Regions from separate parts of the Mus musculus genome. Here region 2 is linked to region 1. Evidence: chromatin loops called from intact Hi-C (ENCODE). Cell type or tissue: heart. All regions are shown on one strand. Links, peaks and the distances in the headings refer to the core of each region. The heading gives the core; the rest is flanking DNA.

What was found. Hi-C counts contacts between places; a loop is a spot of excess contacts. Peaks named below come from ENCODE experiments on the same cell type or tissue, not always from the same donor. Only the 100,000 strongest peaks of a DNase experiment are listed, where the experiment ranks them.
Region 2: it touches region 1 in a loop (2.2-fold over the local background); 1 of 42 quality-filtered maps calls a loop at or near these places.

What each region holds. Positions count from the first base shown.
Region 1 is chr3:142,762,503-142,766,891 of GRCm38, forward strand. It overlaps Gtf2b (general transcription factor IIB), which reads left to right and starts at 2,745. Exons shown (of 7, transcript NM_145546.1): 1 at 2,745-2,786. The coding sequence starts at 2,770. In heart, for the core only: no CTCF peak of the experiment used is centred there; a DNase peak (open chromatin) is centred at 2,669; H3K4me3 peaks cover 2,394 bases; H3K27ac peaks cover 1,466 bases.
Region 2 is chr3:142,698,921-142,703,309 of GRCm38, forward strand. It overlaps Kyat3 (kynurenine aminotransferase 3), which reads left to right and starts at 2,128. Exons shown (of 14, transcript NM_001293560.1): 1 at 2,128-2,255. In heart, for the core only: a CTCF peak has its summit at 2,198; a DNase peak (open chromatin) is centred at 2,081; H3K4me3 peaks cover 2,400 bases; H3K27ac peaks cover 1,308 bases.

The DNA of each region.
Region 1 (4,389 bases), core at 224-4,223:
AGTCTCTCTGTCTGCTTTGTCAGTAACACAGACTCTCTCGCAGACTACTTCGAATGCAGTGTAAACTCTGATCAGTGGCTTTAACATGCTGCTCTGTTAAGCCACATATATGCATATAGGTATACAGAGATAGTTACCCCAGCGATAGGATAGTTAACATTAGTAGCTGGGGTTGGAACTAGAGAAACTGCATTCATCGGCCAGATTAGAACTGGCTGGATTAAATGACACCTAAACTGCTGCCATGGAAACCACTGAGCCTTGCTAATTTACTGTTATTCAATACATTCTCACACTGTGGAAAGAAACCAGGTGTGGCAGTCACTCTCCTCCCTCAAAACTGAGTCAAAGGCCACGTGTAAAATGGTCTCCTAGAGAAAGGTATTACAGGCATCGATCATGTGCTTACAGCAGATAGGCTTCCTCATAGACGAGGCTGGCCTCAAACTCATTGTGTATCCAAAGACGACCGTGAGCTCCTGCTCTTCCTGCCTGAGTGCTGACAGTGCAGTCTGCACTATCACAACCGTTCCCTGCAGCGCTGGGGATTGAACCCACGCCTTCGTGTCTTTTAGGCAGTCTACCAAATGATCTACATTCCCAGCACCTCTTGTTCTTTCAAAGGAAGCTAGTAGCTTCTGTTCAGCTCGAGAAAACAATGTCTGGCAGCCAGACAGCAGTGGCACATACACTTAATCCCAACACTCGGGAGGCAGAGGTAGGTAGATTTCTGACTCAGTGGCCAGCCTGGTCTACAGAGTTCCAGGACAGCCAAGGCTACAGAGAATTTCTGTTTTCAAACAAACAAACAAACAAACAACAAAACAAAAAACAAAAGAATACTGAAAAGAATGGGTAGGCTTAGAGTTTTCAAAACCTTCTTTAATTATGGTTCTTTAAGACTTCAACCTCTGTTGTAGTCCAGCATCCACCAGAGTTAGGGAAAAAGAAAGGTTAATAGGAAATAGGGGTTGTGGACATGCTTAGAAATGGTTCTTTGGAGCTATTCAAATCTCTGTTGTCAGCAGTCTGGTCTACTAGCAAACTACCAAATCAGCAACAGCAGTCCAGTACACCAGTCCAGTATACATGGCAAACATAAATCCATAGCAGCCGCTAGGTCCAGAGGAAACCATGAGGTTCGACCTATCAGCACAAGTCCACAGAAGCAGGAAGAAGCCGCTGGAACACCACCATAAGTTCTTTGGTGCATTTTTCACTATGAAGTCACAACAAGCTAAGATCAGCGAATCAAGCAAGGCGAACCAATTGCAGGAGCACTGTCCGCCGTCTGTTGGGTTATACTTATGCTCTTTCCAAACATATGTCCCCTCAAGCATCCGCCGTAGCAAAACATCACACGCCCTTTCACTAGGCAGTTTTCAGAAAAACACCCTGCGCCTGTTCTCGGCAAAACACCGTTACATAAGACAGTTTCCAGAAAAACATCACATGATACAACTGAGTCCCTAACAAAACCAGAAATTCCCACTTCAACAAATGTCTGCTTAATGGCATTTGATTTCCATTAACAAATAAAATGCTTACTGAGTTTTCATCTCAGTGGAAGACACCCAACTTGCAGTTACCTTAATTCAGACTTTGTTGGGAATGGTTTATTTACAAGAAAGTAGCACTGTTGCCTTAAGGTAAGAGGACGGGAGCTGAGACAAGGTCTTGTTCTGCAGGTCAGGCTGGCTTGGGATTCATGACCTCCCACCTCTGCACCCTAACTTCTAGAATTACAAGGGTGACCCCCAAGACCTGCCTTGTGAGGCCCTTGTATAGACGTTAGCTGTTTTATTACATTTCCTATACTCGGTTTTCAGTCAAATATTCGATGATGATTGGGGAACAACAACAACATGGGTCATAGCAGGGCTGTCTCTTGCAATTCTAGAAGGGTTTGTGAGCCAGATACCCTCCATGCCTACACTGTTGAGATAAAGGACATGTAGGAACTTTGAATCATGTTGGCCAATGACAGAGCTTGAATTGATACCTACTCCTGAAGACAACAACTAATTTCTCTTTTTATTCCAAATTCTTTAGTCAGGGCAAATGAGACATTCAATCAGATAGGGAAAACTGACTTGAAAATAAAGGAAAGGAATTTGGTGCGAGCGCTTTGCCCCTTTCAACCAACCTGGTTTCCTTGTGTGTTGGTTATTTTGTGTGTTTGTTTATTTAAAGGTGTTTTTTGTTTGAGACGAGGTCTAACTCCAGATCCTCCTACCTTCTTGGTGCAGGAATACTTGAGAGTATCACCCGAGGAGGCAACTCCCATTTTAATTTCCTCTGTTTGAGAGCTAGCTCAGGCGCAGCACATTCTGAGTCTTCTTGGGTTGATTTTTTGTTTTGATTTGTTTGAGACTGTGTGTGTCTGTGTCTGTCTGTCTGTCTGTCTCTCTCTCTTTATCTCTCTCTCCCTCCTCCTGGCTGTTCTGGAGCACCCTGTGTGGATCAGGTTCCTCTAAACTCACAGAGATCCTCCAGCCTCTGCCTCCGGAGATCAAAGGGGTGTGCTATCCCGCCAGGCTTTGAAGATTTTGCCAATCAACCAGCAGCCGGGAGCCACGCAGCAGCAGCGGAGACAACCAGGAAGTACACAGCCCGCGTCGTCAAGGACCGAGCGCTTTTTAGCCCTCCTCCCGACCCGTAGCCGCGCGGAGTGCGCGCGAGCGACTCGCGCATAAAAGCCCGGCTCGGGGCGTCTAGGAGCCAGTGCTGCTTCCTGCTTCGGACGGAGCTGTTGGCGGAGCCGCGAAGATGGCGTCGACCAGCCGGTGAGTGCAACGGCCTCGGAGCGAGTGGAGCAGGGCATCGCGGGGCCCAGGTTCCTCCAGAAGGCCGCCGCGGGTGTCCCTTACCCACCTGAGTCATCGCCGCCCGGGTTTGACCCTGCGGATCCGCACGGCCCCGGCCTCCGTCTCCGGACCCTTCAACCGTCTTTGTGTCATGTTGATGTTTTCTGTGTATTTTCTCCCTTACGGCCCATCCAGCCGGAGGGGGCTGAAACCCCGTTTCCGAAGAGCTGGAAAAGCGACGTTCCAGGTCCCTATCGATCTGACAACCGCAAAGTTGAGAAACGTCAGCATTGGTTGTCTGGTGGCAAAGGGTCGCTAGCCCAATGGCCCCCCCAGAAGTGGAAACGAAAGCACATACGGAGACTTGATTCATTCTCCTAAAAGACCCCCTGTCCCCACCCCGAAAAGTATCATTGCGTACTCTGAAGGAGATGCTGTCTGCAGAAAATTAATTACATATGCTGGAAGTCATTTTAAATGTATTTTTAAAACGTAGTTTGCTTAATATCTACAGGAAATGCGTGTTGTGACCGCAGAGACAGCCTTTAATCTTGTGACCTCCAAAATGCTTTGCAGACCCTAATTATATCTCTTGTAACCACTATGAGGTAGATATTAGTATACTGGCATATGTGTAAACTGAGTCATGCCAGCGTGTTGACCTTTCGCGGGCCACTATACCTATTCTGATTATCCGTCCACTGGTCTCCAGTTAACACAGAATGTACAGAAAGTATCAAATTAAGTTCTGTTCTTTTGGCACTTTTTTTTTTTTTTCGGAGGTGGTTACTATGTGTGGAATTGGTAAACGTCACCGGGGGAAGCCATTATTTACAGAAACTTGGCCTTTCTGGGAACCTCCAAGTCTGCTGTTTATTATAAAAAGTGGGAGGTGGGCATAGGAAGCCTCGTGAACTTCTTGCGTGGAAGCAATGGGCAATCTTGTTTACTGATTTTATGATTTAATTAGATTAATTATGATTTAATCATTCCATCTGGGTGTGGTTTTGTCACGTAAGGCTTCCTTGTAGCGACATAGGAACCTTCAGCTTCCCCAAATACTATTGAAATTTCCCATGGGTGATGTGTTCATATGTAGGCACAGCTTACCATCTTAGGGAAAAGGAACTCCTGTATTCTTGAAACACAAGTTGTAGTGTTTAAATAGTACACATAGTAAAATCACTGGTTACAGTTTTTAAACTTTTCTTCACTTAAAAAAATCCCTTGAAATTAATTTCTTTTCTGGACAGCTAGTGTTTGATTTTGAGTTAGTGGTCTCGAATCTTCTGTCTCCACCTTGAAAACTGTGGGGTTGTAGATCTGCCCGGCCCTCATCCAGCTCTTAAGTCTGTGTCATTCCTGTTGCTATCAAGTTTTGCCAGCAGTGTGAATAGAGAGAAGTTGCCTGAGAGTTTGTCATACCTTGAGGGCGGCATGTAGGCACTAAGCATTGGCACTGGTTGGTGTTCTCGAAGAGAACATGTCCAGATTGATGCCCACTCTTTATTCCGACGTCAGTAAATAACTTTTTGGCTGCGATCTGTAAAATGAAGATTGTGCCTATCTTTTAGGATGTTGT
Region 2 (4,389 bases), core at 211-4,210, 64 kb before region 1:
CATCAGGTTCTCACCCAGCAGAGGCTTGCCTGTGTTCACACCAGGTTCTCACCCAGCAGAAGCTTGCGTGTTTTCGTGATTTCTGATGTTAGCTGGGAGATGTGCAGTGAACCCACATCTAGAAGACTACTGTTGAACTTTTCCCAAGGGCAGTTTTGATGATTATCATCTACATATACACCTCATATCTTCAATCACTTTCCCTACTATAATAATATGTAAATTTAAGACAACAGTTCGAAGATGATTTGACTAGTTTAAATTGCAAGTGCTAGCAGCTGAACTGCATTCAACCCAGAGAATATATGTGGATGGAGACAGAAAGAGACAGAGAAACCTTTGCAATCTTTTTGAGGGTAAATGCACACTTTCTGCTAAGGCTTCTGAAACATTTAAATTAATGCCAACATCACTATTATTGCCTAGCTGGGAAGCACTAATTTACAACTCACAAGCTGAGCAAGCATCTGCATGTCTGTATCTCTTGGCATTCTAGAGGCTGAAGCAGAAGGGTGTCTGAATTTGGGGGACAATGGGCTAAGTAGCTAAAACAGTCAAGGGTGCACAGTGAGATCCTATCTTGAAAACAAAAGGACAAACAAAGAACAGTAAACTCAACTTGTAGATTCCATGTTTTGCTCCAAGATGGCTGCAGCCAGCAAATTGACATTCTAATGAGCAAGGAAACCACAAGTCAAAGAAACGGTAAAGGCAGCAGTCCACCATGTGGGCAGTGTAATTATATCAGAAACTAGGAACACAGTGGTCATGAAACATACCCTGTGTTTTGAAATAAGAAACTAGCAGCTTACTGTAATGGTTGTATGTGAAAAGGAGAAGAGAGAGAAAGGAAAGGGACACCGAGCAGCCACTTAGCCTCAAAAACCTTGAGAACGAACTGCGATGTTCCCCAATTCAACCTCAGCAATATCAACAGAACACCGACTGCAGATAAAGCCATTCCAGATCGTCATGAGTTTTAGGTCCAAAGGGGAAAACTCCAAGAATCCCGAATATGGACAGACCCGCTGACTGGGTTCAAAATGAAGGCTTGCCTCACCTCAAGCTCCACTGTAGAATTTCAGGGAGAGACAAAAGTTCACCCTCATCCTTAAGGACCTCTGAAACCTTCTGTCTGCCAGGAAAATCCACTTGCCTATTAAGATACAAAGTGCCTACCAAAGCCACAGAGCTCTCAAGCCCTCCTCCCCTTCTATTCTAAACTTCCAGGCTGTTCCAATTCACAGGACAAACACACACACACACACACACACACACACACACACACACACACACACCTGAAGCTGCAGCCACCGGTTTTTCTTTATAACTCGCAAGGTTTTTCCTGCTATTCCCTCTGCTCTGGAGAGACAGCCCTTGCCAGTCTGCCTCTCTGCTCTCTTCCCATAACTGCTTTGGACTTTCCCCAAATCCTCTAGTTATTCTCTCTCTCCTATATCTTAGGTAAACATCTTCTTCCCACCATGGGTCGGTCAGTTCAGCAGCCTGCCTGTGCCCTTGCTTACAATGAGCACCTTTAATGTTCGTAACAAAATACAGAAGCGCTTGGCTCACTGTGGCAAGGTCAGTGCATCCAACCAAATCCGCTTTTGTTCCTTCCTACAGGCGTGAGTACAGCGTTCAGCCGCTCTCGTGAACTACAACACCTCGACTCCTTTAAACGCAAGAGGAAGAAAATCTAACCCCCAAGCTGTGCTCTTAACAGCTTGTCCTCCCGCTTCAGTGTCACTTCCTCCGCCTTTTAGGTCCTGCATCACTTTACAGTTCCGAAGGAAAGATTCCCTCTCCCTCCTCTCTCCCCATCAGAGGGAACACATAGACAACTACACAGGCCGGCCTCTCAAGCATTTTCAAGTCTTTCTCCTAGAACCTGCTTCGAATCCACGCAGCGGAGATTTAAAAACAGTTCTGCTCCAAACAGTCGCACACTTCCACTTTTTCCTGGATACTCAGCCAAGGCCACGCCCTGTCCCCTAGCCTGGGAGCTTCTTGTGCACTCTCACAGGGCGCGCCACGATTGGAGAAATCCGTAACCAATCTGTAGCCTTAGCCCTGATACCGGAGCCAATCCCTGGTCAGAGCCACGAACCGCCTCCACCCCGCCTCCTCTACAATCAGGAGGGTTCCTGCTGCACTCTGCTTCTGGATCCCCGAGTGCATTCCGCCAGGAACCCCGGCGACACCTAGCGACCTCCGGACTAAGGCCAGGGACGCATTGGAACCAGGAGAACGATGTAAGCGGGCGGGACGTAGTGAGCGGTGACTCGGCCCGGGGCATACAGAGTTTGCGGAGCCGGGAGCCAAAGGGAGGTCGGCGGGCAGGAGAAGCGCCCGTACTAGGCACATGGTCGGACCACAGCGGAGACTGTGGGATTTATCTTGGGGTTGACAGGCTTTTCTTTGGAGAAAAGTCCACCCTTGTCCCTTTTACTCTTGATTGTGTAGTCTGGGTGTTTAGAACGCACCTTTGCAAGGGCAATACTGACTTCAGTTCATCCGTGAAAGATGTTTGTGTTTGTTTCTTGAGACAGTCTCTTCTTCTGGAAGTAGTTTTGTGGCAAAGGAACTTTTTAATCCTCCTATCTCCACTCCCACACACCCGACCCACACACCCAGTGCTAAGATTAGAGGTGTGCGCCACCGCTGCTGGTTTTATTCGGTGCCTAGGTTGGAACCCAGAGCTTCATCCCTACTAACTGAGCTACCTCCCTAGCCCAGATAAGGCGAAAGTTCAGGGTTGGAAAAGCAGTTAAACCAGAAGCTTGAGATTATCTTTTCGGAGCTTTGCAAAAGACAAAAGCAGTCTTAATTGGTGGTGTCTGAAGGTCAAGCATTCTTGTAGATCTGAGCCGCTCGCCCCTAAGCACCTCCATTCAGTGTTCCACCTATGGGCTGCTGGGTAGGTAGGTGGCACACGGGAAGCTTGCTCAGGGCTGCAGCCAGCCAGCCTGTAAATCTGTTCAACTTTTGCCTGTGTGCGGTACCCTAATTTCGGCATCAGGTGACCATACCGCTTCCCTTGTGAGAGAATCTCACTTTCACGCGGCCTTAAAGCCCGTTTTGAATGGTGCCTCTTAACTCTTATGCTGATAATGCCTCTTAACACTTATGCTGATAAACTTGACTGTGTTTTTTATTCATGCTTCACCTCTTCATATGGCCTTGAATGCCTCTGTACTTTGAAAGCTAGAACCCTGTTCACCTCGCTCTGTTGCAATTAGCGAACTTTATAAACACTCTAGAACCCGGCTAACAGGTATGGCATGTGGTGAAAATAAAGGGAGCAGTGTTATTTATCAAGAGGCTGTCTCTGATAAATCTTTCTTGAGCTTTTAGGTAACCTGAAGGTTCCTGACGTTTTCAGATTGCTAACACAACTATTCTTTATGTCTGTATACCTCCTATGGGTCAGATTTGTAACTTGGTAGTTTGAGTGGTAAATTCAGAGCACTAAACTTTAACCATGTTTAAACTGAGTTGTGAATGCTTTGCCTACCTTTGAGATTTGCGTTTTTCCTTCAACTTTTAACCTCTAGGTTGCCCACGGTCTTCCAGTTCTGAATCAGTCCACCCTAGAGATGATAAAATGGTAGTTTTAGTTTTCTGTTGATCCGTGTGTATCTAACATGGGTTTCATATTTGATATACCCTATGCCATGATTAGATTGCCTGGGTCACCCTGACTCACATATCTCTGGTTTTCTTCACAGACCCTTGAGCTTAAGGAGAAACCAAAAGCCAACAACTTTTTTTTTTCTTCTAATTTCATGACATTTGAATGTATATATCAGTTTAGTTTATCCATGAATATCAATGTACAGCGTTCTAGCAAAAAACACATTTAAAAGTCAAAAGCCATGCAGATGTAATGAGGCTAGTAATCCCATTTGGGGGGTGAAAGCCAGAGGATCAGGAGTTCAAGGTCACCCTTGCCTTGAGGATAGCCTGGTCTACATAAGACCTGTCTCAAAAATAAATAAATGAGGTCTGTCAATGGTGGCACACATCTTTAATCCCAGCACTTGAGAGGCAGAGGCTGGCAGATTTCTGAGTTCAAGGACAGCCAGTGCTATACAGAGAAACCCTGTCTTGAAAAAAAACAGGGCTGGAGAAATGGCTCAGTGATTAAGAGCACTGACTGCTCTTCCAGAGGTCCTGAGTTCAAATCCCAGCAACCACATGGTAGCTCACAACCACCCATAATGAGATCTGATGCCCTCTTCTGGTGTGTCTGAAGACAGCTACAGTGTACTTATATATAATAAATCAATAAATCTTTTAAAAAAAGAAAAAAAAACAAAATAATAAGAATAAGAATAGAGAAACCCTGTCTCAAAAAAAAAAAACAAAATAATAATAATAAATAGG